Linked DNA regions of Homo sapiens: region 1 is linked to region 2. Evidence: read pairs that join two places in POLR2A ChIA-PET (ENCODE). Cell type or tissue: Panc1. All regions are shown on one strand. Region 1 holds the start of LOC105374221 (a long non-coding RNA gene). Region 2 overlaps NLGN1 (neuroligin 1).

The links. Peaks named below come from ENCODE experiments on the same cell type or tissue, not always from the same donor. Only the 100,000 strongest peaks of a DNase experiment are listed, where the experiment ranks them.
Region 1: POLR2A ChIA-PET joins it to region 2 with 7 read pairs; 2 of 35 experiments call an interaction of 5 or more read pairs at or near these places.

What each region holds. Positions count from the first base shown.
Region 1 is chr3:172,959,564-172,962,063 of GRCh38, reverse strand. All of the region lies in intron 5 of SPATA16 (spermatogenesis associated 16), which reads left to right. LOC105374221 (a long non-coding RNA gene) reads right to left here and starts at 1,540. Exons shown (of 3, transcript XR_001741022.1): 1 at 1,270-1,540. In Panc1, no CTCF peak of the experiment used is centred here; a DNase peak (open chromatin) is centred at 1,506.
Region 2 is chr3:174,065,478-174,067,977 of GRCh38, reverse strand. The region is part of intron 4 of NLGN1 (neuroligin 1); the gene reads right to left. Among named protein-coding and RNA genes, the nearest start is that of NLGN1-AS1, 150 kb to the right of the region's middle. In Panc1, no CTCF peak of the experiment used is centred here; no DNase peak of the experiment used is centred here.

The DNA.
Region 1 (2,500 bases), 1.1 Mb after region 2:
CCATGCTGGTTTCGAACTCCTGGCCTCATATGATCTGCCTGCCTTGGCCTCCCAAAGTGCTGGGATTACAGGCGTGAGGATCGTGCCTGGCTGAGTCCTCTTTCTTAAGGCAGCTGACAGGAAAAGAAAATAGGGGATTATGCTAGGCAGGGTTTCATGGGCCAGGCCTGAAGAAAGTTAATGTCTCTCCCACCTCCATTCCATTGGTCCACATTCTGCCACAATTCATTGTAAGGGAGTCTGGAAAATGCCTATTATGTGCCTGCGAGGTAAAGTCATAATTTTCAAAAAAGAAAGTGAAATATAACATTAGAGACTCTAATTCTAAATTCTATAGAATTTTTTAAAGTCATTTAATAAGTCCTTAGAAGGCCGGCCATGGTGGCTCACGCCTGTAATCCAGTACTTTGGGAAGCCGAAGCAGAAGGATCACCTGAGGTCAGGAGTTCAAGACCAGCCTGACTAACATGGTGAAACCCCATCTCTACTAAAAATACAAAAATTCACCGGGCATGGTGGTGGGCGCCTGTAGTCCCAGCTACTCAGGAGGCTGCACTGGGAGAATAGCTTGAACCCCAGAGTGGGAGGTTGCAGTGAGCCGAGATCACACCACTGCACTCCAGTCTGGGCTACAGAGCAAAACTCCATCTCAAAAGAAAAGCCTTTAGAAAAGTCTCTTAAGCCTCTCCAAATCTCAAGAAGTTGGGCTGTAAGATTCCTAAGGTTCCTTCCAGATCTAATCTTCTAAATAAATCAATTTACTATGATTATAGTCAACCCTAAGACTGGAAGCAAGAAAGGAATAATTTGATGATAATCTATAATAATCATCATCACATTTTCTAATTTCACGTGACAAGATTCTTAGTAAACCACTTTCACCAAGCACATAGTTCAAAAGTTACAATTTGCCCAACTCCTCCACAAGAAAGAGAAAGGAAGGAAGGAAGGAAGGAAGGAAGGAAGGAAGGAAGGAAGGAAGGAAGGAAGGAAGAAAGAAGAAAGAAAGAAAGAAGAAAGAAAGAAAGAAAGAGAGAAAGAGAGAAAAAGAAAGAAAGAAAGAGAAAGAAAAAAGAAAGAGAAAGAGAAAAAGAAAGAGAGAGAGAGAGGGAGGGGGGAAGAGAGAAAGAGAAGGAAGGAAGGAAGGGAGGGAGGGAGGAAGGAAGGAAGGAGAGAGAGAAAGAAAGAGAGAAAGAAAGTAAGTTACATAATTCTATCATCCCGAAAATGTTTGAAGTTTATAGTTTCTGCCAGCTTAATTCTGGCTACCTTGAGTGCTCTTAAAATTTTACCAAGAAGAATCGGCCCTCTTGAGTTTAGATGAGGGAGATGAATTTTGTTTCTTTTTTGCTGGTCATGTTTCCCCCTACTTTTATTGCTTTTCTTTTCCTCTTGACGGAATATCTCTCCTCCTTGCTGTCCCATGGTCTCTTTTGTACAGTCATCCTGGGCAAGTTGATTTCTAAGGTAGCAAGGGGTTCTTTTTACTTAGCTACAGTACAAGGAGAAATTATTATAAGTTACTGTTTGTAGAGAAAATGAGCTGCCCACTTACACTCTTGGCTTATGTAACTAAATTATGAGCTTTACAACTTGATAAATGTGAGAGTAACAAAAGAGAGTTATTAGAACTCCCAAAGGTAAACACTTAATTTCAAAGCTTATTTTTGAGTAACAGCAGAGAAAGCATAATTAACAGCAATGTACATTTAACAACAGGGCACAAGGACTGATTGTTTTCTCCATTTTCTGCACACGTGCAACATTTACTGACATCAGAGAAGTTCACAGGTCCAGAAAGAATGATTCAATTACAGAATATTTATGTCAAATTAAGAAGTATCATTTGAAATCTGCTTCCATTTTTAGTATAGCTTATTTTTTACAACCAGCATTTCCTTGTCTGGTCTCTTCCTTTATTCGCAAAATCAAGGAAAATCTTTTATTATAAAAAGTAAATTTAAATCTATCTTTTATATTTTAATGTCTAAGATTATATCAAATCATTCTAGTTTTTAAAGTCCTTAAGTATAATTTTTAATTTACACATATTAGACTCTTTAAAAAGACAAGTCCAACTCTAAATTGCCAAATTATTATCATCACAAAGTGAAAATTTAATCTTTTGGTATCTAAACCAAAACAGTCAAAAAAAATCCTACTATTTTAATTGAATACAAAGGCTAAGTTTTTTCTAGATTTCACTAGTTATTCAATAATGCCATTCAATACCAATAATGCTAAATATATATATATATATATATATATATATATATGTTATATTACTCTATTTCTTTACAACAGCAATGTAGGACAGGCTCAAAGCCTCAAGATTGTCTGTCTCTAGAAGAATAAAAAATATTAGTACATTAAAACACAAAAGGATGTTTCAAGATCTGGTGCAAGGGTCATCTGTATTCTCATTTCTACTCTATGTTGTACTATTTCTTCCTGGGGCTATAATAATTTCCTTTAAGAAAGCATCTCCATGGAGAATACA
Region 2 (2,500 bases):
GGCCAGCCTGTTGAGAGGAGATCCTATATTACTTTAAAGAACTAGGGTATGCTATTCGTAGAACAGATACTAGAAAACTTCTGTGTCCTGATTCTCAAGACAATTCTCTGTACTTGAACATTCCACATTTTACTTTCTTTAATATTTACGTCCTTTTGAATTTTCCCCAGGTGCCCCAAAGTATTTTCTTCAAATAGTTGAATCTGATCATTCCATTTTTAAAGGATATCTAAGTTTAGTCATCAGGGGGCCCTGGTACAGGGTATAACAGGGGACTTAAAGTACTAAATAGAACTGATCTGCACAGATTTGTGAAAACTTTGTCCGATGAAATTCCTCCAGTGGAACATCCTGTGCCCATCAGAGTAGAGGAGACCTGAGGACAAGTATTTTCATAGAAATGTACTCAGATCTGCCTACGTTGACAGCAGTTAAGACTTCATCTGACTCAGTAACGGTAGAAGAAAGAAAACACCGACTTTGGAAGCAGATGTTTAAGCTGCATTTTGTAAACAAATGCCACTGTAAATACCTTCTCTAATTTAACAAGGAAGGAAATCAATTCTGGGTATTGAATTTGCAATTATTGATCAACTATTTCTAAATAGTTGGTAGAAATAAAAGTTATTACAGTTCAGACTGCTTTTATAATCAGCAAAAATATACCCCCTCAAATATATTCTAGTTTTACTAAATTCCCATTTGTATTCTGATTAATTTAATGGAGCTTTGGAGGTAGAGAGGTAGATTAATCAAATTTATTTCAGTCTCTCAGCAACGGAAGAAAAATGATCAGGATTTGCCAAACCTGACAATTTTCAACATAGTATCATATAACTATATTCCTTTGTGACTTTGTTTTTAATTTTTTTCTTTATCTGAAGGAGTTATTTAAGGTAACTTCTCTCAGTGAAACAGTGAAATATTTATGAGGTTTATTAAACAACAAATTCAGAAATACAGAGAAGCAAAAGCATTTGAAATTAAGTATGTCAAGTAAGTTTTCTTGTGTTGATGTTATTTTTTATCACCAAGAGCATCACAGTCTGAGAAAAACACTTTAGTTTCATTGAGAATATTTGAAGAACTTACTATTACATTCCTTTTATATCAAACACCAGAACAGTCATTTGAACAGACTGTAGGTTCCAACCCTTTGTGTATTGGTCATAATTTCCAACATTAACAAGTCATTTAGATTTAAGGTCCTGCCAAATCACACCTTGCCCATAGCAAGGACCCATTTAAGTTTAGCATTTTAAAAAGAGTGTTAACAAGACATAATTTTACCTTTAGATCATGTAATACATATTTGTTGATAACACACTGGTTTACTTCACTACAGTGGAACTATCTATAACCTAAAACCAACCAAAATTATGAGATACACACACACACACACACACACACACAGAGAGAGAGAGAGAGAGAGAGAGAGAGAGAGAGAGAGAGAGAGAGAGACTTGTTCCATAATCTATTTAAAAACTGTGGTTAGATGAAACTGATATTTGGGTCAAAAGTGAAAGGAAAGAGAATCAACTTTTGTAAAACCACACTTAACCTTGGAACAGGTTGACAGTTTACTTAAAAATATTTGAAATAAATACCTTATCTTGATATGATTTCAGTTTTTCCTTTGAGGCAGATAATTTTAGAATCTTAAAAAAAAAACCTGTCCATAATTTTCAAGTTACTTTAGTTATTAGATTATCTCTTCTAAATGAGGGAAACAGAAGAAAATAAGGAAAATAAACTTCCTCTGAAAATTTGTATTAGTGAGATCATAAATAATTAGCCTGCAAATTATTTGTATTGTGGGAAAGTTGGCATCAAGTCTGTTGTAATGACCCTTTTTTAAGATCTCAGAAATGTCATTAAGTTATCTAGCTATTTAAATTTGCTTTAAAAAGCAGTCTTACAAATCCAAGTGCATTAGTAATGCTGTGTAACAAATTAACCCAAAACTTCAATTATATTTATTACATCATAGTTTCTATGGATAACAAATTTTGGTGCTGCTTAGCTGGATCTTCTGGCTCACTCATGTGATTGTTGGCAAGATTCAGTTCCTTGCATGCTGTGGAGCTGAGGGTCTCGTTTCTTGCCGGCTATTGGTCAGAGACTGCCTTTAGTTTTCTGCTTTATAGGCCTCTCCATAGGGAAGGTTACAACATGGTGGCTGTCTTCCTCACAGCAGGTGAGAAGAGCCAGAGAGGGAGAGAGTACAAGGGAAACAGAAATGTCATGTTGTTTTTTTTTTTAATAATGTAATCTTAGAAGTAACATTTCATCACTTTTAACATATTCTATTCACTAGAAGCAAGTAAGTAGGAACTTTGTATACCAGAAGAAGTATCTACACACACAAGAACAAGAATATCAGGAGGCAGGAATCAATGAGACGTATTTTCGAAGCAGGCTATGACACTACACTGAGGAATTCAAATCAATGTCTTAAAATGTTTAAATCACGCTTGAATTATTCTTCCACACCAAGAAA